Regions from separate parts of the Homo sapiens genome. Here all the other regions are linked to region 2. The links are chromatin loops, found by intact Hi-C in ENCODE. Cell type or tissue: mammary epithelial cell. All regions are shown on one strand. Each heading gives the region's core, and the rest is flanking DNA. Links, peaks and the distances in the headings are about the cores only.

Region 1 (7,664 bases), core at 3,090-5,589, 1.0 Mb before region 2:
TGGTATTCAAAGGATGAAACATAAACCTCTTGAGGACAGAGATTTTTTTGTCTGTTCACTGTCTTAGGACTTCACTATATTCCTGCTACAGAGAGGTAATCAATAAATATTGTTGAAAGTTGAACAGATGAAGAAGTGGTGGCAGTGACCATTAATAACAGCTTTTCTTTGTTGTTCTATTTTCAGGCTCCATACCTACCTAACATCTATCTTCTCAAGAACTCTGCCAGGGAAGGAGTAGTTTCTGTGTTTCATAAACAGACTGAGACTCAAAGAGGCTAAGTAAACTACCTGAAGCCATATATAGCAACACACAATGACGGATGTGAGATTCAAACTTGGATTTATCTGGCTCCAAAATTTCTAGTTTTTTTTTTTTTTTTTTTCCCACTACAGCAAAACTAAGGAGAAGAGACAGAGGTGAATAGCTGTCTCTCAGTGGTTATTCTGTTTTCCCTTATCTACATGTTTTCCTCCTTTCACTCTCTCTTGGTTTGTTCTTATCCTTCAGAGGTAAAGAGGAGCCTTCAGAGAGCTATAAAGGTTGATCAAAGTACCAGATTATGAGATTATTTGGAGGCTAATATGTAATCCTTGGGGTTTCCTTTCTCATCTCACCCTTACAGCTGCCTGTATTAATGCTTTCTGATTAACATATGGTCTCCTTTTTATTCTAGAAAACACTAGATCTGAATAACAAAGGATGCATACTTAAGCAAACTAAGGCATATATAGTTATCACTAAATGCTCAACCTGGAAAGAATACTGGATTGCAGTCTGCTTTTTCTGTAAAGACAATAGTATTATAAAACCGAAAGAGACAACAGGGAATATTTCCCACTCAACTAAGCATATCTAAAAGCACATTTGAAGTTTGGAGACAATATTCTGTGTTATTTTAAGAAAAGATTCTATAGCATTATTACCTGGTGGTAAGAAAATAACATGTAAAAGAAAAGGTAATAAGAATAAAAAAAATAAGTAAAAGTATGTGAACATGCTAGACCTGGTTATACAACTCAACTGTTGAGAATGCATTTTTGAAGTTGCCTGCATGGTTGCTGCAAGCGTTCTTCAGTATTTAGTATATGAAGACAGGCATATGCTCTGGCCATTTCCAGAAAAGCCAAGGCTATCCTGTATATTCTAGCCATCTGTTGTTAGGTGAAATGCGTGAATGGCATAGAGAAATGTTATGGAGAGTGAATGTTACATGCCTCTGAGATACAATAGAAAAGAAGCCCTTGATTTAATATTTTGGTTCTTAGTTTGACTGTGATTTATAGGGAGTGATATTGCCCTGGGCCTTTCTGTCTCCTTTGTATCAGGAAATGATTTGGTTTAGAGAAAAGCAGGCAAAGGTTTTAGTGGGACTCCCACCAGGATAATGGCCTTCTTTGTTCCTAGCTACTTCTTGAGGTGACTATGGCTATCCTTTAGGCCCCAAGCATGTGGACAGAGTCGAGAACAGGGTTAAGGAGAAGATTTAAGCAAAATCTCTTTAGTCACTGAGCAAGAAGCACCTATAAGTTGCATTTTGTAAACTCAGAGGATTTGGTCTGTGGTGATCTAGCTACATAAGAACTGGAAATGCCTAGGTTTAAAATCGGGGTATAAAGCAACCCAGAGCTTGTTAGATATGCAAGATCTCTGGCCCTATCCCCAAACTACTGTCCCAGAATATGTATTTTAACAAGGTTGCTAGTGACTCATATGCTCAATAATGTTTGAAAAGCCCTGCCCCAGACTCTTGAATAGGATTGGCCAGGAGGTGGGAAAAGGGATGGTAGCAGTGGTGCTTGCAATGTACATAGCCCCAGATATATAGAATCAGAATCTGTAAGAGTGGAGACTTAGGAATCTATGTTTTAACAAGCTCCTCAGGGAATTTTTATAAACACTGCAATTTGAAGATCACAGGTAAGAAATAAAAACAGTTCAGGGGAGAAGTGCAATATACACTATGAACACCAGCTGTCAGTACTCTACAATTTAAAAATGACCTTGATGGTTAATAGTGAAAAGAATTATTACAAGAACATTTTCTAAATTTGAAATGTAAAGATCTAGGGAACATGAGCTCTAAGTTAAACAGATTTGAATTATCCTGTGATTTTATCAAAGATCTCTAGACATATAAATAGTTTACAGAGAGTAGTGGTTGGAGATTTAGAGATTTTGGGTACATGTGAGTAAGTCCATGTCAGAATAATGTCTTACTATACTTGGGAAAATAAAGTGAATGCTTTTGTGGTTTTAAAACCAAACTGGACTCTACAGTTTGAAAGTATGTAAGGCAGGTCAATGACTCTTTCTAAGAATATCTTTTCATTTTCTTGGCATTATGTCCTGATGTTACTGGGTTTTTCAGGTACTTAATTTTCATGTGTAGCTCAGGGATTAAAAGTCTTGTGCAGTATTCAAAGGAACTTTTTCTGTATTTGTAGACACTGCACCATACTGGGAGACTTGGATTCGAATTCTGTCTTTTCCTTATAGCCTCGTGCAGATTACAATGACAATTCCTTAACATCTCTGAGTCTTTTAGTGTGCATAAAAATACCCACATAAGGGTTGTCAAGAGGAGGATCCAGATAATATAATAAATATGAAATGCTCTACCAATTATGAAGCATTAAATAAATGCAAGGTAGTACTTGAATGCTTATGGCATTGGGCTTTCACTTTTATATTTGATCTTTGGAACCCCACTATAGCACCCATTTCCATAAAAATGACTCAGGTTTCACTAGGAGCCTAGTTACTTTTCCTAGTTAGGTATTTTTTTTTTCCCCACCCCAAATAGCGTTGCCTGATAAAATACTGGACAGCCAGGTAAGTTTGATATAAAGTTTGATTTCATGTAAACAATGATTTCTTTTTAATTCTTCAGCTAAGACAGCGGAAGAGATGATTTATTGTATGGTTGTTACACTCGGCCACAAGTAAACACATAAATAGTCCAGAATGTCACAGGTCTAGGGCAAAGGACCAAAATGGGCAGTTTTGGTTATGAGCAACATGGGTCTTAGAGGTGATTGGCGATCAGAGGGCGATGAAGTTCTAGATCATGAGATAAGCTCTGGACAGTAGCATGCAGTCCTACAACTTGTACCAGCATCTCCAGCGTCTAGCATTCCATGTTTCTGCTCCTGTGGCCTCCATGGTACAAGAAGCTAGTGGTTTACTTGGACATCTGACTCATCTTTCTTCTTTTGCGCTTCAACCTGTGCATTCGCTTCTTCCTCCACTTGGCTCTTATGGCACAGAGGTTTTCAAGAAAATGGTGCTAAGGCCGAGATGACAATGAATAATTTTTTAGTATGACTATGTCCCATGTATTGCACAGCAAACTGGAAAATCTAACTCCAAGACCAAATGCTATCTACATTCATGCATCTTCTACTCACCAATCTCATCTAATTGCTTACATCTTCTATTTTGCCTGTATGGAAAAAGTCTGACTCAAAGACAGTAATGTAGATCTAAAAATGGTCTTGAGAGAAATTATTGCTATCTGAAAGCTCACGTCTTCAAAAATTTTTACACTTCCTGTCTAGAAACGGCTCTGGCTTATCTCTAAAGAGTGCTTAGAATAAAATAGAGTCACTTAAGTACTTACTCCTTGGGATTATTTTTGATTTTTTTTTGTGCTGTTATTCTGTTGACTTTTGATTATTCATTAACATCTCTTTCTCTGTCTCACTGTGTGGTTGTGGGAGTAGAAGGAGGGAAGAGGTGACTCTCCAAAATGAAATAATTCGAAAGCCACTTACATGTTGCTATTATGAACAATTCTGAGGCATTTCTGGTACAGCTTTCTCTTTCCAATTATATTTGGTATAGCAAATAATGCTATTAAAATATATAGACTTTATATAAAGAAAGACCACATCCTGATACTGAAGGAGAGGAAGAAGAAGGAAAGGTGGGAGTTCGCTGTGTGCTCAGCAGAAAGCAGGGTCGTCCTGGGGAACACTTTGCAGTTTCAAAGTACTTGAGGAGGGTAGGCCACAAAATGGGAGTTTAACTGTACTAAAGTAAATTCTTAATGACACTTTCACGTGGATGCCCTGAAGCAGAGGGAGGAATCACACCAGGAAACCTGATGCGGGAGAGAGCCATGTCCCACAGTTTGACCGAAAAAAATGTTGCCTTTGGGCTCACCTAACTCTGGACACTAGGTGTCAGTATACAGCAATGTAACGATTTTAGGATGCGGGGTTGATGTGCTGAATTAGTGGGGGAAGAGTTGTGAGATGATGTTTCGTTTCCTGCTGTTAACACAGGTCCTCGATTTATGGTAGAGGTTCTTTCAGCTGTGATCTTATGAATCATCAATAGAGACAGGAACTGTGTCAGAGTCACCTCTAGGGGTTTCCTTCATATTTTCTTTTTCTTTTCTCACTGGCTAGGACTGATTACTTCTTCACATCTCTGCAAAGTACTTAATTAGTCTCATCAGGCAGCCAAACTTGATACCTTCGTCCAATTTTAGATACAGAGATGATGAAGGTGTTTCATTGGCAGTTGGGGCCATTAGAGGGACCCCGCAGGGCAGAGCGACGTTGCACTGAGGCGATCTGAGCTGAGCACAGGGGTAAGGATATATTCCTGGACTGTGTGCTGCTGTCACCGAGAACATTTGCAAATCTGCTGACACATTACAGTGGGAATATCCCCTGGACGCATGGAAGGCCCAGTGCCCTGTCATTTGAGCAGTGCAGGCACGTCACCAGCCCATGGGGATGTCAGTATTCATGCTGCTCTTTGATATAAAGTTCGCATTTTCTATATGGTTTGATGATGTTTAGTGGGATCAGTGATGCCTGTTTGTTAATTGCTTACAGAAGATTTGGGCTTAAAAATAAAATCTTGGATCAGGTAACATTCTCTGTTTTAAATTTTATTGATATTTCTGAATTCCAAGGAAATTACTTACATATCAGATGGTCTTTGAAACCTTATTTTTTTCTATTATTTTTAGTATTCTCTGCACTCTGTCTTATATTTCTGCCCTTTCTCCTGCATAAGTAAAACAGAAAGATTTAGTTAGCGTTTGAGGATGAAAATTATCAAGCCTATATTCTCAACAACAATCTGGGATTTGAGTTAATTTTAATGTCCAATTTGTGTCCCTCTTGCCCCCTTTACATGTGTGACTTTATTTTCAGCTATCTTTTAATATTATTCACTCTTAGTCACACCAACTATGCTTATCCCTACCTAAGTCCTTCTCATCTTGTTATCACCAGCTGGTAAATTCTTCCTGCTTCCTTTACTTATATAAATGTGGCTGCTTTTTCAATATCAGCTCCAAGCCATCTCCTCCATGAAGCTATCTGGGTAATTCACAGAAATCTGCTTTCCTGAATCATAGAGCATTGCTCAGTGTAGCTCATGATTATAACCTAGTCTTAGTTGCTTTTTAATTAGTTTGCACACGTGTACATATACACACACATGCACACACACACACACATGACCAACTAGATTACAAGCTTTTCAAAAGTGGGGGCTGTACCCCAGTGACATCTAGTAATATGCTGAGTATCATATATACATTTTCAATAGATAGCCATTTTTTGTTTATCTCTTTGATTGCGGAGGCTAAAACATAATAGGTATTTAATAAATGTTGAGAGATCTGAGGAATTGATTTAAATTACTCTGCTGAAGTACTAGATCTTTGATAATATTAGATTGTGACATTTGGTGTGACAATTCTGGTAGTCATTAGCATATACCTTTGCAAGAGCTAGCTCAAGTCTTATACCTTCCATGACAACTTCTCTAGGCTAATACAGTCCTCATTGTTCCTCCTGGTCCTGAATTTCTCCTTCTCCTGTTTCTGAACTCCTAAAGCATCGTACATCTACATTGGGCAAGTGCCTTAGGACTACATCTGTAGAATGGGTTTAATAATAGTGCCCATCTATTTGGAACTATGATAATTAAATGACAATATGTATAAATTACTTAGAACATTTCTGGCATATTATAAGTAATCAATAGGTGTTTTAGTCATGGTTCTCCAGAGAGGCAGAACTGATAAGATATATGAATTAGCTCAGTTGATTATGGAGGCTGAGAAGTCCCATGATAGACGTCTGCAAGCTAGAGAACCAGGGCAACTGGTAGCATGGCTCACTGCAAAGTGTGAAGGCTTCAGAACCAAGGAAGCCAATAGCATAACTCTCAGTCCAAGGCCAAAAACCTGGGAGCCTGGGGGTTGCTGGTGTGTTTCCCAGAGTCCAAAAGCTGAGAAGGGGAGTTGTAACATTCAAGAGCAGCGGGAAGAAGTTATCCTAGCTTTAGAAGACAGAGCAAGATTTTGCCCTTTCTCCACCCTTTTATTCCATCTGGGCCCCCAGCCAATTGAAAGGTATCTGCCCACATTGAGGGTGGATCTTCCCCACTCAGTTCAAAGACTCAAATTCTAATCTCTTCGCAGAACATTCTCAGAGACATACCTATGGTGGCCTAATAATTTTAATCAAATGCCAAATCACCTGGAGTTTCCTTTCAGCGGAAGAGCGAAGGACTTTAATTTATCACAGTCTAGCTGGCGAGATTGTGGAGAAAAGGGAAAACTTATACACTGCTGGGGGGAATGTAAATTAGTTCAGCCATTGTAGAAAGCAGTTTGGCAATTTCTCAAAGAACTTAAAACAGAATTAAGATTTTGTCCAGCAATTCCATTATTGGGTATATACTAAAAGGAATATAAGTCATTCTACCATAAAGACACATGCACACATATGTTCATCACAGCAGTATTCACAATAGCAAAGACATGGAATCAACCTAAATGCCCGTCAATGGTAGACTAGATAAAGAAAATGTGGTACATATACACCATCGAATACTATGCAGCCATAAAAAAGTACAAGATCATGTCCTTTGTAGCAGCATGAATGAAGCTGTAGGCTGTTGCCCGAACAGAAAACCAAATACTGCATGTTCTCACTTATAAGTAGGAGTTAAACATTGGGTATGGACGCAGATAAGGGAACAACAGACACCAGGGTCTATTTGAGGGTGGAGGATGGGAGGAGAGTGAAGATCCAAAAACTGCCTATCAGGTATTATGCTTATTACCTGGATGATGAAATAATCTGTACACCAAACCCTGTGACATGCAATTTACCTGTGTAACAAACCTGCACGTGTACCCCAAAACTAAAATTTTTTTAAAAAGTCACATATTGAGGTAAAAAAAAATACAAATAATTTTCATTAGAAAAAACTTATCCCAATCTACCTTATACCTCTTCACATGCAGTATAAGAACCTCACAACAGGGTGCTTCCATCTCTTTATCCTGATGGCTGCTGTTCTCATGTATTTTACTTCCATGTTTGCTGTGAATCCCATACTACACTGCTCTCATTTTTGCTTTAAACAGTCGATTCTATTTTGATGATATTTTGTAAAATGAGAAAATTGTTTTTTTACATTCCTCTACAAACTTACCATTTCTGGCTTTCTTTAATCCTTTGTGTAGATTTAATTTTCCACCTGGTGTTATTTTAGCTCTGCCTAAAGAACTTCCTTTAGCGTTGTTGGAGTGGAATTCTTTTGGTGATGAATTCTCTTCATTTTGTTCTTCCAGAAATGTACATTCATTCTTCACATTGGAAATATATTTTTCTTGATAAAG
Region 2 (8,299 bases), core at 2,253-4,752:
ATGGCAAGAAAAAAATAGAGTTAGATCTATGTTATGAGTGTCTGAATACCAGAACCTGACCTAGTTTTATTTATGTTATCAGAAAGGGTTTCTGTGAATATAAAGACTTTTGTAGAAGAGGCTGTCTTAGAATGAGATGCCCTTAGATGACATTTCAAGTATTAAAATCTCCAGGGCCAAAGTCCTGCACTAGTGGAAGTGACTAAAATATGAGTTTCAGACTCAAGCAATCCTGCTTCAGATATGAATGACATGCAGAACATGCTGCTTGAATAGCAGCAGCAGATCTCTTTTGTCTGGGTCTTTAGATGCTCAGCAGGTTTCTGGCTTTGCCAGCAACAGTCATGATGAAAGGGGTGGGATCCAGTCTGTTACAGCTGGTCTGTAGAATTGGTTATGATGTTCCCATCCTGAAGACAGTGTGTGGGAGTCACAGTCCAGGGCAGTTGGGAGCAAAAAGGACCATCCCTTTGCACAAGTATAAGCATCCTAGGGGAATTCCTAGAAATACTGGAGAGGAGGGGTACCCTTCAAGGAGGGGTGCTGGGTTTCCTGTTACTCTGGGCTGGAGATTACTGAGTGATGTACTCTGAGGCAAATTATTCACAAACCACATTGTGAAACAGCATTTCACCAGATGCATTTTCATGGCAGGATTGTTGAAGGCAGAAAAACTGCCCAAGACTGGGACATCTTCAGGAAGTTTTGAAAGAAAAAATATGGTACCTGATGGCCAGGAAGTATGACTATCAACATAATTCCCAAGCAGTGAAATGGGTTTCTGATTTGGTAGAAGTTCTAGAATATTGATCATGACTGACACATCACACACAAGCAAATCTAAGTGAAATTTAACTATGGCCACTGGCTCGTGAGCAGTGAGTAAATAATGCCCACTGTCCACCATACAATAGACCTTAATGGAGTTAGAGCAAAGTGGCAAGTAATTAAAACCCACTTCTAACAATTAAGTGTGAATGCCCCACGGGAAGGATATGTTCTGGACAGCTGGCCACAAAAGACTGGGGACCTCTTTCACTAAATGACAAGCCAATATACTTACTCTATAATAAAGGTCTTCCTTCCTAGCCATTTCCATGGAAATACAATCTGAAGATTTCATGTGGTAATCTCTGATTCAAAGATTTCCTTAGTTAAGCAAATTACTAAAGCAAAAACTTTCATGACCTGGAAGGAAAAAGGAAACAGAGCAACCAAGGATTCTGCCTGTATATGGCAGGATTGAGCCTATTCCCTCATGACTGTGGAAATCACCGAGTGTGGACAATCAGTGTTGTGCTTCACACCTTCACAAGCATGAAGAGTAAGGCTAGTTTGTTTCCCAAGTTGACTAATGTAGATTGCAGCCATCCCAAATACAGAAGGGATTAACTAATTGGACTCACTTCCTGCTATTACCAAGCACTGAAACTTGCAATTGACCTTGATGTAAGGTTTAAGGGGTGGAACACCTAGCCTTTGTCTTCCACATATTACCTTCTTCTAGTCCCAGCCCTCATCACCAACATGAAGATGTTGTTCACTGAGTGTTGAACACCTCCTTTTGTGGTAAGTACAATGACAAGTACACCCATCACATTGAATGCAAAGTGGCCCATTGTGAAAATAGGTCACACATGCTGTTTCAATGTCATGAATACCAAAGCTACCTGGACATTGTTTTTAGAAAATAGTGTCTATTGTCATTTTGCTTGTGTAAGTCTTTCTTGAAGCCTTGATCATTTTCTGCCCTCACCTCTTCCTCAACATTTAGAGGAAACAGCTTCCAACTACTTCTCATCTTTTCCTATTTTCTAACACCACCACCCCCAGAGACTTTCTTCTACCCCATAGGATTATTTTATGCCTGACATCTACCCCTACTATCTTGAGGCTCCATGTCCTGACATAACATGAAGCCTGTACTATCATGTAGGCCCACACTCCCAGGCTCCTCTTCGTGCAGCCACCATGGGAAATTTAGCTTCTTTTTTGATCTCTGTTTTCTCATGAAAAATTGACTTTTAACCTTTCTTGGTGATAGGCAAAATGAAAGGCTCAAGCAGAGGTTGGGAAAGGATGTGAACCCTATCCAGGCTAATAATAATTGTTATTCTATGGTACCTGTTTGCGATCTTTAGTGCTATTTTTTTTATTTTTCATTTTTTGCTATTGATGTTGTTTGTTTCATTAACTGTTTTGTGGCCAGGTGCAGTGGCTCACACCTGTAATCCCAGCACTTTGGGAGGCCAAGGAGGGTGGATCACCTGAGGTCAGGAGTTCAAGACCAGGCTGCCCAACATGGCAAAATCCTGTCTCTACTTAAAATACAAAAAATTAGCTGGGTGTGGTGCCATGCACCTGTAATCCCAGCTACTCAGGAGGCTAAGGCAGGAAAATCGCTTGAACCCGGGAGGTGGAGGATGCAGTAAGCCAAGATCGTGCCACTGCACTCCAGCCTGGCGACAGAGCGAAACTCCGTTTTAAACAAGAAAAATCAAAAACAAAACAAACACAAAAAACAAAACAAAAACTGTTATTTAGCAATTATTAGTCTGTAGGTTTTCTCAGCATATTTGTCTTTTTACCATCCTACCCTAAATCTTTAGAAACCACATCATATCACAAGAGTACGAGATTTTGCATTTGTCTTGTATAAATGTTTTCAAACTGGTTTTAGCCTTTGAGTTATTTTGGTTTCAAAACAAGAATTGTGGTTTTCTCTCCTTTGGAAATATCCCTCGCAATCTTACTGTTCCTTTTGACTTTGCTGGATTCCATGGTTGCTAACTTACTGCATGCTTAGGGTGCAGAATACAAATCATTCCCTTAATGACTCCAGATTTCACGTGGAGAACTCAGACACATGTTTCCCATTTTTCTCCCTTTTATGCTGCATATTTGTGCTGAATCATTTTATTGCTAATGGGGGAGATGCCAGAATATTTACAGGATCATGGTCATGGGAGTGTGCTGTTATTTGTATATGTCTGGATAATACCAACATAATCAATCAAAACGGAAACATTTGGTCAAACAAGCATTTTCAAAATCATTAGTGTAATGCTAATAGCTTTGAGTATTTAACCAAACTTACAGTTATTTGGACATGATTCAGAAACAAACTTAGCAGAGTACCTTGTAAACACTTCTATTTCCAAAAATGAAGAAATTTTGTTGGAATTTTGTGTAGATGCAGCATTGCTCAGGAAAATAGGACTCCATCACCAGCACCACCACTGATATTCTGAAGGAGACATAAGCAAGTTGCTTAACCATGCCATGCCTCAGCTTCCTCCTTTGCAAAATGAATGTTACTAAATCTTATTTATTTTGGGGGACCTTTGGGAATATAATGAAAACTGTGAACCCTCATGGATAAATACAACATGAAATTTGCAGGCGACTTCTAGAAGTTTACAGATGTTCTAAAATCAATTCACACACCTCGTAGGGGGTTGTTAAGAACTCTTACAACTGATGACCTTTGAAGTTTTGTTAGTTGAACATTTTATGATTCTGTGAATTTTCTGCTGTAACCTCAACCATTCCTTTACCATGAACTCCTACAATGCATATCATGTAGAAGTCGTAGATGTGCTAAAACATGCTTTGTTGCCGATATAGTAATGCTTCTACATTCTGTGGCTTCTTTTCACGAGGAAAGATTCTCACAGAATTAAGAAACATGAAGAATCAGGATCTATTCCAGTCTCACAACCATCCAGGCGTGACTGACAAGCACCACCTTCTGGAGGAAACAGGTAGTAAATGTCAAAGTTGATGATCCTTGACGCAGCTATGCTTTTCTCAGGTACCCAGGGCCCAACCTCTGCCTGACTTCAGCATCAGTCTTACCCCACATTTCTCCAGCAATCTCTTTTTCCTTACTCTAACCAATGATGAAGCTACCTTTTGCCTGGGGAGCCTACAGGATGGTTTGAGTCTAAAAATTAATTCTATCAGTTGAAAGAATTCTACCTTTCATTAGAAATCTCATAGTAACAAAATTCAGATCATTTGGAAATACTAGGCTAGAGATCATATTAGAGGCCATATGTCAAGGGACTTTCATATGACTTGTCATTAAAATGTGGTGAAGTAGTTTAAAGTACTTAGTGGAAATACAGAAGGTACTACGAAAATAACAAATGATCTTGGATGTAACAATGATGAATTAATTAAAATAATGCTCCACTCTAGTCCTATGCATAATAAAGCATCAAAAGAGTGATTGATTCAAAAGATTTATTTTAAACATGCAAAATAGTTTTGGATAAATAGTTATTCTTGTTTTTTCATATGCATGGTAACTTTTTATACATACTTTGGATTAATTGTAAGATACAAATTTATTAAATAACAGAATTGCCAGAAATTGTTTGTGGATATCCTCATTATGACTCAAAACACTTAATTTTCTGTTACAATTTTTATAGAAGGCTTTTTTGGCTCAAAAATTTTTCTCTGGTTCACTGGGATCAGATCAATGTTTAGATGAAACCATTTGCCCCATGGGAATTCCTAGGAGTGGCAAGTTCTATAAGGGTTTTCTCCACTGTCAGATTGAAAGACCCCATCCCATTTATATCTTTTTTTTAAATCTAAGAGGCAGGAATGACTATGTTTCCTGAGAAATGATCCTTTTCTTTAAAATAAAACAAATTATTTAAATCCCATTCACAAAGTATCTTAGAAAACTTTTGAGAATTGAGTCAGATAATGAAATGTTCCTTGAGGCCAATCATATCCCAGAACAACATTGGTTTTCTAGGGAGATAAATTGAGTACAATGAAGTTTACCGTGAAGGAATTGCAAAAATGGAAGCTTAGAAATATAGACTCTAGACATATTGATATAGTTTTCCTGGAATTTAATGAAAAAGTAGGCATTGATTGTTTACTCCTAGGCAAAATTTCTCTGACCTACCTAAAAATCCTCAGTCTGTGAGTGTTTTGGTCTTCCCAAGAGGCTATTTCATCATTTTGTGGAGTTATATTTATTTTTTGAACTTACTTTCCAGATGGACATATGTATGGTTTCATTAAAGCCAAATGTGGTTTATGAAATACGAGAATAATAGCTAATCATGCCAGTGAGAGCACCTGAGTGAGGCAGACTAAGGGCATTTTCAGGAAAATCAATAATAAAGTTAAAGTGGCTACCATTTGGGGGGTACCTAGTATTTTCCAAGCACTTTTTATATAGGGATGTATCTTAACTGCAATCTTGCATAATAAATATAGTTCCTATTTTATAAATGGAGAGATGAGGCCCTGAGAGCTCTTATATGGTAGAACCAGGATTTGGATCCAAGTTTGTCTGGTCTGGAGTCCATGTACTTTCTATTCTGCACTACTGCTTCTGAAGGTAAGTGTTCAAACTTGACAAACTTGGGGGCTTGCTAAATTGCACACGTTCTCTATAACTGATAACTGGAAAATGAATAATTATGAAAATTCCGCATAGTCCATCCATGCACAAAATTTTGTCTTTAAATAATATGCCTTGTTGGTAGATACTTTTTAATTGGTACTATTCATCAAGCACCTCAGATGTTTGTTTGTTCAGCTGCAAAATCATCAACACAAACATACACAGAGGTTGAGCCTACCTTCCTTTAGGAGCACATTTGGGACAACATGTTTGAAAAGCATGGCAATATCAAGAAGAGAATTATTAGGGCAGCTATGCTGCCAGGGTCTTATGCATAGACAATGAAAAGAACAAGGCAGAGACTGATAAATCAATCCAAGACAAAGCATTGGTGCAAGACAATGAAAGCGATGATACAGATACTTCAAACTATTTTCAAAGAAAGGGGAAAAAGCCTCCCATGTATTGGGGAAGTAAACCCAGCAGAAAGAAATCTCTCCCACCCTCCTGCCCTCATGCTGTTGGGAGGTGTTGATAATGACCTCGAGGAAAATCTTGGAGGTTGTACTGTTTTAAAATAGGCACTTGGCCAAAGAGAAGGAAGTCTGCAGCATGCCAACATCCAGTCTAGTACAGGGTGCTCCTGATAAGGAACAGATGTAAACACAGACAACTGTTCAAATTTGCCAGGAGAACTGATCATCCTTTAGCCAGTAATCAAAGTCTAGAAAGTAACCAGAAATGCTTTCCTATAAACAAAGAGAATTGGAAAAGGAACGGGAAACTAACATCCAGGTTTTGAAATTGCCGAAAAAGGTGAGGATGTGCTACATGTTCAGACAGAACAAAGACACGCATGTCAAAGATGCAATGTGGTGAATGTTGCAGAGAGGGTCCAGGTGCAGTGCCCTCTCTGTGACGGGACTTGGGGCTGGGACCTAACAGCCCTGCAGGGAAGGGCATGGGAAATTAATGGGCGTTGATGCTGGAATTGTTCACATACCTCATCACACACAATGGAGAAGTTTTACTGAAATGCATCCCTGGGAATGGCCTGTAAAACCTCAGCGTGTCTGTTTCCAAGTTAAGAACACAGGAAGTTCAGAAACTAGAAAACAAAATGCATTTTGTTGGGATACTTCATGTTGCAATCTTGAACATTTGGGTTTCCAAGATCAAGGCTCAAAGGCTGCCTTTTTCCTCTTAGGTATTTTGCTTTAGTTCTGTCTACAAGTTGGAATTGCCAGGATTCCAACAGAGCCTGGGTTAACTGAGAAAAAGATTAACAGCCTTTTTACTCATCATTTAAAACTCAAAAGAAGAATTATTTAATAAAGTTAAACAGCAGCACTAAAGAGCACTTTAAAAAGATGCTATAAAAATATAACCCTAGTAAAACTGGGCCTCTCTGTGACCTACCTCAGCAAGAGTCCTACATAAAAGAAACACCTACCTGACCTCCAAAAAGGTATTGAAAAGCAATTTAAACCATAGTGACGTCTATAGAGAGGCAGCAAAGAGGTCTGCCATTCACAACACATAGCAAAACCTCCTAAAAACTGTTTTCCCCTTTCTCTCTCAAGAGTTCATATAGCAGAATCACTCTCCTAAGTATGGCTCCGCACACATTTAAACTTGGTCTCCCCCAGTTGAGCCTATGTTGACTTTCCTCTCTCTCCTTTCTACCCCATCCTCTCTCAAACATTTGCACTCAGGAGCAAGAAAAGCAATTATTCTGTATAACAAAATGATACATGCCTTTTAATGGAAATTAGCTTAGCCCTTCACCAGTCAGCTCTGTATTTGTCTTTCATGTCAGATTAGAAAAGCAAACACTGAAGAACCAACATGATCTCTTCCTTCACTGGAAGGACGAGGTATGGATATGCATTCTTTAGTGTTTTTGTTGGTCCTTGTCATATTAAAAAAGGCTTAAAAGGACCCAAATCATATACAAGTCTTAATACTTTCATTCCTGTAATCTTTAAATCACCAGTTATTACCTAATACACATCCTTCGTTCTTGTTGACCCTGAATCTTTGGGTCAAACCTTGAGAAAGACAGCTGTACTTGAACAACATAGATTCAACTCTCTGGCTTTTCTTATGATATAAAATTGTTATATGCACTTCCCAAAAGCTCTCTCACATTTTGGGAACTCTATATATATTAAAAGATAATGGGAGACTTCTAAACAGAGCCCAGATAGTCTGGTTTTCAACTCAATGCTGGTTCTATTTAGAGCTAGCTGAGAAGAAACGGCAGTGACATAAAGGGAAGAAGGAGGGGTAATAAATCAGTGACCTCTGAAGGAGTGGCCTGAGCAAAAAAGGTAAGTGTGTCAGTCCCAGACGTGCTTGTCTCACACCCATTTCTAGCCCTTCCCTCCTCCTCTCTGTGTCCTTGGGAGGCTTATTCCACACACTGTATTTCCGAGGCTTTCTCACCTGCTGGTTCGTGGCCAGTAGGAGCCATCAGTAGAAGCCTGGAGAACAGAAAGAAGAGAGAAACCAGAGTATATCTCCTACTACTACTTATTTCATCCAAGCAGCAAGTTATTTGGTGGCTGACCTTGACCGGAACTAATAAGAGGCCATTTCTTATCTTTATTGATCTCACTTTGGGTGACTATGTGCATATGTTGCTGAATTTTGTTAGGTGGTGCTGACCCTAAAATACTGGGGGCCGTGGCATACTCTATGATAGATGTACTATATTTCCTTTCTAAAATCTGAAAAATTGTGAGTTATGAGACTTATCTACCCCAAGAAGTTTCACATGAGGGACTACAGATGTATAACTTACAAATTCCATATGATTTTTAATTCATAAAAAATTAGACATGTAATTGGACATTAAATTTGACTTTTCCTGTTGCCTTGGATTTTCAACAACAACAAAAACTGCAGTAGTTTCTCCCA
Region 3 (7,664 bases), core at 3,090-5,589, 420 kb before region 2:
GCAGAAGAAAAGAGAAACAATGCGAGAATGTTGATCTGCATGTATATTCTACAGAGTAAGCAGATGATCGATTATTTGTTGATGCTATTTGAACAGGAAAAATATTCTAGAACCAAGGGGCTGTATAAAAACATATTTCAAGAACAACTCCAGGCATTTTTCCTGTCAGTCATGTTATCACTATCCATTGGGTTATCTGATATTTTATCATTAAGAGTATTTTTCTTAGAAATTCTATTTGGAATACTCCTATATATGGCTTCTCTTTCAACAGCAAACTCCAGTTCTTCTTTCTCCTCCCCACCCCCATCTCTCCAACACACACACACACACACACACACACACACACACACACCCCCCTACCTGTCCTGAAAGTTACCCTTGCTTTACATAGCTAAAGCTAAGCAGCATGGGGACAATGGAATTCGGGTCCTAAATAAGGACCTAACAACTTAAAGCTCTGTCTAATTTTTAAACTTTAAGAATCATAGAAGGGTAAAATTTTTCTTGATTTAAGTCCTTTTCCAAATTTTCTAACCAGAAACGATCTCCAAAATGATCTATTCTAACCTTTCCCCCAAAATTTTTTCTTTTAAAAATAAGACATTTTGTAGACATGCAAAAGCCTCCCAGCCAAGAATCAAAACCCCAAAGCTGTAGATGGCAGAATTCTTTAATTCTTATTTTTAAAAGAATAAGAATGTTTAAAAATAAGAATTATAATTTTTCTTGTTTTATACATAAGAAAACTGAGGCTCCAAATAGCAAAGTGACTTGCCTGGTAAACACTTAACAAAAATTTAACAATGACCTTTTCTGGATTAAAACCTTCTTGTAGTTTATTATCCCCAACAGTATAAAGCATTAAGCACTTTGACGAGGCTCTTCCTTTACTTCCTGTGCCCTCGTCACCCCATTCCCCTCCATTATTGTCAATCAACTTGGAACTGCTACGACATCTCCACAGGCCTTGCTTAATGCCGTCTGTCCCTGGAGCACCCATCCACCTCCCCCTCCTCTGCCTGACTCTAACCCAGTGTTCAAAATGTGAAATAAACCATTGGACAGTCATAAAACTGTCTCTACTTCCCTCAGTTTGGCGTACAGGCTTATCTGTGACCCCATAAGACTGTGATTATCTTGATCACAGTTCTTAGGCTTTTGAAATTATCTGTTAATTGTTTCTGTCCCATTAATCTCTGCATACTTTAAAGACAGAGATTGCGTCTTGTGATCTTTGCATTCCCAGCAAGTGTCTGGAACAAAGTAGTTTCTCAACAAATTTATGGAGTCTCTATTTTTCTTGCTAAAACAACCTCATCATTTTCTCTCTTCCCATCTACATGGTAAGCATGAGCCTGTTAGATTTACAGTGATTGAAGTTTATTAAAAATATATATCACTTATATAGCAACTGAAATATTGAAAGCACTTGCATGTATGTTATTTTAGGCAAATACTAGAAGTATTTTATAAATGCATTGTATCAGACTTTTTTCCATATATTTCTGCCATGATATTTGAACATAAATGCAGGAATATAATATTCATCCTGTTTAAATTTCATTTTATTCTTCAGACAATGTTCTGTCTATCTTAGATGCTACTTTGACAACCCGGATAAAACAAATATGCCCTGGAAATGGAAGGCTGGATCCTTACACACTTTAAAAATTATTTATTTTAGTCTCTACTAATATACACTTATTTGTCACAAAGCATGCAAAGAGTTGGTAAATAAACGCTATAACATTTTGGATTTAATCATTGTGGCATAGTGGTTAAGTGTGGTCTCTGTGTCCAAAAAGCCTGAGTTTAAATCCTAGCTCTGCTATTTAATTGTATAACTTTAGACAACTGACTTAATCATTCTCTGCCGCAAGTTCCTCATCTAGAATATGGAGTGAAAAATCTTGACTCTTTAAAGGGCTGTGAGGGTAAGTTAATTAAAATATCTAAAGTTTCTGTCACATACAGGACTCAATCAATAGTGGCCATTATTATTATTTAGGTTTAATTGAATCAGCTGATGCTCTTGTTTTCCACACTTTTGTACAACTTCATAAAAGGATATGGAAATTAAGAATAACTCATCCATTATTTTTCCCTTTCACTTGATTGATACTTATATTGAAGTATTTCATTTAATATTTTAAAACAAAATCCTCGTGTAGGCTATCAACACAAAAATATGAAATAAGTAACTATATGTTTGCTTATAAGTTTTAAAAATACATGTAATTATTACTGATATTTTAAATATTATATAAATGGATGGATGGTGAAAACAGCACCTTTCAATGAAATATACAAATAAAATTAGCAATATTTGTGTTTTGATTCATGTATGTATGCATGTATGTTACCAGCTTATTGAAGGCTTTCAATGCTGTAGGTATTGTGGCAGGTACTGTTGATTATCATTCCCTTCCCTCCTTACCAAGAGAACCTTAGAGCACCACACCATTGTGCTAAGTTAAAGGGATGGATTCAGTTTCTCAGATTGCTTATACTTGACATGGTCATGTGACCCAGTTCTGGCCAATGAGGTATGAGCAGAAGTCCATCAGCAGGACCTCTGGGGAAGTTTTGCAAAGGGAGTCTTCCAGCCATGTTCCATTTGATCTTTTGCCTTTTGTACTGTGCCCTTCTTCCTTCCTGGAGGATAGATTCTGTACCTTAGACGTGCAAAAAGCCTTTCAGCCACAGAATCAAAACCTACAAGTTGTGGAAGGCAGAGCAGGAAGACACTAGAAGTCTGTGTCTTTAATCACAGTTTTGAGGTGTCATACCAGCCCTGCAATACTTATCCTTGATATGGTTAGGCTTTGCGTTCCCACCCAAATCTCATCTTGAATTGTAATCCTCAAGTGTTGAGGGAGAGACCTGGTGGAGGGTGATTGAATCAAGGGGGCAGTTTTCCCCATGCTGTTTTCATGATAGTAAGTGAGTTCTCATGAGATCTGATGGTTTTGTAAGTGTTTGACATTTCCTCCTATATACACTCTTTCTCTCTCCTGCTGCTTTGTGAAGAAGGTGCATGCTTCCCCTTCTGCCTTGATTGTAAGTTTCCTGAGGCCTCCCCAGCCATGTGGAACTGTGAGTCAATTAAACCTCTTTCCTTTACAAATTACCCAGCCTTGGGTATTCCTTTATAGCAGTGTAAAAGTGAACTAACACAATCCTTAACAACGTTTTACCTCTTAAGCCAAACAATACCTTTGAGTTTAAGCCCTTATTTATAGGGATATCTGTTAACTACTACGAGTTCAGTCCCAAGCGAAACAAATATAAACGTGATTTATTTGTTTTTGCCAATCACTACTTTTAATCATTTTTGGTTGAATCTCTTTGTCTTATTCCTCAGCAAAATATTGGTGAGATTCTATAATTCCTTTATCACTTTTAATTATAGAAACTGAGCTAAATTTAAGCATTCAATCTTGAAATTGTTTTTCATCTCTTTTAGAAAAAAAAAAAAAAGGCAATCACCATGATCCAGAAATAAAACATCCCTAAAACTGAAAGGTGAAACAGTGTCCACATTTTCAAAAATAGAGGACCTTTTAGGACCTCTAAATATTTAGACTAAGAAAGAAAATGTCAAAGAGAATCAAGATCCATGATTTAAAGTATCTAAGATCCTTTATATGAAAATATGATTTCTACTATATAGCAAATACGTGAGTAAAAGGAGTAGACAGAACTAGCATGACAGAAGCTGAGTAATCATTAGTTAAGACTGGTTTATAGAGGATTCCTATAAATATAGACCCTTAATCTTCAGGAAATATCAAAGGATATGCAAAAATAAATGATTCCACTTTATTGTCTGTTGAAATTTTGATTTTTTCAATGAAATGTTAAATAATTGTAGCTTTTTAAAAAAGTCTTGACTATTTTCTATATAAATCCTGAAAGGTAACTTTAATAAAATCTAAACTATTTCACTGGAATTTATGGGGGAAGAAAAGCATAAGTCAAGGACTGACCACATTTAGCCATCTACAATGATAATTGATAGATAATGATCTTCAATGATAAAAATCATTATTTTGCATTGAAAAATGTATTGTATATTATTACCAAAAGATGAACGCAGTTCCATGGAAAAAAGTAGAAATTTTTAATATAGAGTATTATCTGTGTTTTGAGAACATAAATCACCCTGCACTTTCCTTCTGGCTTCTTGGCAACCTCCAATTTTAAATTCCATCAATAGGTGTAGCCCACGTAACATAAAACTCAGATGGCAGTATGTGCATCTTTCTATTTGCTTTGGCAGACTTCTCATCTCTCTTAATAAGACTTGGATAACACGTGGAAATCAATAAAATTATAGTTGGTTATGAAAGACGGCAATCCTAGCTTATTCAGGGTTTTGTATTCCACCTCCTAGGGAACAAAAATTCCACAGATTTTATGCTTCTTCGGGTGGCTCAGTGTAGTTCCTTGGACAAACAAAGGAAGGGGATTTACACATTGTTCTTGGTGGTTTTCCCAGGTGTTTATTTTCTTTCAAAAAAAAAATCGTAGCTACTTTAGACTTGCTAGGGAAATACAAGCATTTTGGGGGCAGGCTCTCAGTTTATTTTTCTAATCTCCCTATACTATTTATTTTCAGCACCTTTGCAAGTTCTTCTTTTAGGTTGTTCTTCAACCATCAGCATTTAAGCCAATGGTTTATACATATTCCCGTGGGTATACACAGATTTATTTGGGATTCTCTGAGGAGTAATTATACTTAAATCCCTTTATTTCAAGCTCAATAATGCATATCAAAATACTCACGAGTGTGATGTTATGTAGATAACCTTGAATTTGTTGTTTTTTTTCAGTAAATCATTCTCAAACTTTCACACACTAACTGTCATAGCTAACAAATTGCAACATACCCCATACCTATTTGCATCATCCAGGTGTCTTTTCCACTGAGGTGGAAAACTGCTCTTTTAAACAGCAATGGAGTTTGACCTGCCTATCCATGATGTAACAGTTTAAAAATATACACACTGAGGTTTTAAAGATTTTTTGTAGTCAGTCAACCTGATTTACTCTTTAGAAGCATGTGCTATTTTAACGAACTCACCCACTCAAGTCTGTTGAAACATGGAAGCTGATGTGTCCATCTGACTGCAGTGGCATTCATTTCCATATTGATGGCATATATTTGTTATTTTCTGAACCTAATCATAAAGCTCATAGCCTATAACATGCAGCCTGTGGTGTTGAGACTTCTTTAGCTTTGCAATGCCAGCAATTGGTTCATGATAGCAAATGGTTGTTCAATTAATGTGGAAGAATTCTTGTGATACTAGAATCACAGGGTATCTCAACTGACCAATGTTAAAAACGAGGTCTTAACGTTCTTGAATAGGGTAGGTAGTTGATAGCTTCTGACTTGATGAGTACAGAAACTCTTCTTTGAGGGTGCAAGAAAAGGAAAGGAATGTTTGTATTCACCAGGAGAAAGATTGGAAATGTCAAAGCAGTAGAGAGGATGGCATAGCAGCTCTCTAATCCAGCTTGAAATAGAATTTTATTATCAACAGAAAGGTTCAGAGCCTTAAGCCGAAGAAAAATGTTTTCATAAAAGACTTCGTGAAATTCTAAACACAAGCAGCGCTACTTGGGAAAAAAAAAAAACAAGTGCAGCTTAAAACTGGGGACAGATGGGTTACTCTCCCCACTTATACCTTGTCAGCACCTCATTAACCCCCTCAGGTCTTGAGGCTTTCCTCCCAATCTGAGAGTCTCTTTCTTTTAAAACTTGAGTTCATCTTATTTACATTTACTGACATGACAGATAGGCTTGTTCTTAGTTCTTATATGATTTGTCATTGCTGCTTTGTAAATTGTCTAATTTTTATATATGATCTGTCTCCATGTTTTGTTTTGGTTATGTTTCCCAACCAGTAGCTTGGAGAGTACATTCTCTGTTTTTAGATCCTGTAGTGTTGATGTTTACAAATTGTAACAATAATGCTTCTTATTTCTTTCATTTTTACAGAGTGTATATGAATTGTCCCTTTTAAACAGTGAATGAACTGGAACATTCGTATTTTCTCCCACTTTTCTTCTCTACTTCATCTCTTGATTTTGGTTATTATGTTCTCAATTTAAATTTTTCTTACAGATCTCTTAAAATAATACATATATATACATATACGTATGTATCTTCAAATAATACATTTAAACATTTGCTGCTTGATTTGCCTACTTTAAACAGTATCAATCAACTTCCAGTGTGAAAAATCAGAAATTTAACCTAGTTATATTTCTATCACATTTCACCTTCAAGAGTATGTTAATTATATTGTTATTTTGAAATTCTCAACATTTTTAAATATTTCTCTTGTGATCTAAATGACTCCTACATTTGCTTATTGTTAATACTACATCTGAATAGATTATTATCTATTAATGCTCAAATAGATGTATAGCCAACCCTTTCCCACAATGTCTCCATTATGTTTTAAGAACCAGGGTTAAAGGGTGCTTCCACAGATAATCTTCACCCCTAGATTTTGTCATTATAATAGTAAAGGAGTGTTGGATCCATCAGAGATAGCCCTACTGTTTGAGGACCCTGCTATATTAGGATGATTTTCACTATGAGTAAGAAGGCTGAAACCACTAGGACATGCATTATCTTGCATGTTGAAGAATGATGAGAAAAGCATTTTCAGGGTGATTATTCAGTGGAACAGAGACCTTATGAAACACTCAAATCCTCTGCATCTTTTCTGACTGCCAAAATGGGCACACTCACTTTCCCCTTAGGCTGGCTCCCTTTGCGGTCCCAGGTGCCATATTTCCAAGCCTTACATGCAGATAATGCTATTCAGAGGCCCTAAAGAGGCTTAACCTTATTTGTGTCCCTTTTTTTTTGAGATGGAGTCTCATTCTGTCACCCAGGCTGGAGTGCAGTGGTGCAATCTCGGCTCACTGCAATCTCTGCCTCCCGAGTTCAAGCAATTCTCCTGCCTCAGCTTCCTGAGTAGCTGGGACTACAGGCACACACCACCACGCCTGGCTAATTTTAGTAGAGATGGGGTTTCACCATGCTGGCCAGGCGGGCCTCAAACTCCTGACCTCAGGTGATCCACTTGCCTCAGCTTCCAAAAGTGCTGAGATTATAGGCGTGAGCCACCGTGCCTGGCCCCTGTGTCCCTTTTTAAAATGAGAAAATGTTTCCCAGAAGCACACTGTTGCATACATTTTCCAGAATTGTGTCACTTCTCATTCTCAAACCAGGACAAATCATGATCGGGGGCTACAACTAATCATAATTAGTCTCTGAAGTTTGTGACCACCTCATACTCACAAAAACCAAGGCTCTGCCGACGAAGAATAAAGCCTGAGGAGGGAATGGGCAAAAAACTAGTTTTCCATTTTCCATTAGACAAACAGCAATGTCTGCTGTTGCTGAAACATTGCCAGAATTCTACAGAATGTGCGTCTGTCCTTGGTATTGTCTCGCAAGACTTGGCAAGTTATTCTAATAATTTTGTGGTATGTGGTCATAGCCATTTCCTGTCTTCATTGAAGATGGAATTTTTTTTTCCCTTTTCCTTCTCTCTGTTCAAGAGGCAATAGTGAGAAGACACAACTTCATTCTGCTGTCTATCAAACTAGAGATCAATGGAAGGGATATTGTCCTC

What was found. Peaks named below come from ENCODE experiments on the same cell type or tissue, not always from the same donor. Only the 100,000 strongest peaks of a DNase experiment are listed, where the experiment ranks them.
Region 1: a loop joins it to region 2, with 9 times the contacts of the local background. A loop is called at or near these places in 45 of 110 quality-filtered maps.
Region 3: a loop joins it to region 2, with 7 times the contacts of the local background. A loop is called at or near these places in 3 of 110 quality-filtered maps.

Annotation. Positions count from the first base shown.
Region 1 is chr2:149,593,548-149,601,211 of GRCh38, forward strand. All of the region lies in intron 1 of MMADHC-DT (MMADHC divergent transcript), which reads left to right. Among named protein-coding and RNA genes, the nearest start is that of MMADHC, 9.6 kb to the left of the region's middle. In mammary epithelial cell, for the core only: a CTCF peak has its summit at 4,175 (motif pointing right); a DNase peak (open chromatin) is centred at 4,254; H3K27ac peaks cover 550 bases.
Region 2 is chr2:150,607,138-150,615,436 of GRCh38, forward strand. No RefSeq gene overlaps it. Among named protein-coding and RNA genes, the nearest start is that of LINC02612, 18 kb to the right of the region's middle. In mammary epithelial cell, for the core only: a CTCF peak has its summit at 3,748 (motif pointing left); a DNase peak (open chromatin) is centred at 3,744.
Region 3 is chr2:150,184,053-150,191,716 of GRCh38, forward strand. The region is part of intron 1 of LINC01818 (long intergenic non-protein coding RNA 1818); the gene reads left to right. Among named protein-coding and RNA genes, the nearest start is that of LINC01818, 18 kb to the left of the region's middle. In mammary epithelial cell, for the core only: a CTCF peak has its summit at 4,228; no DNase peak of the experiment used is centred there; H3K27ac peaks cover 474 bases.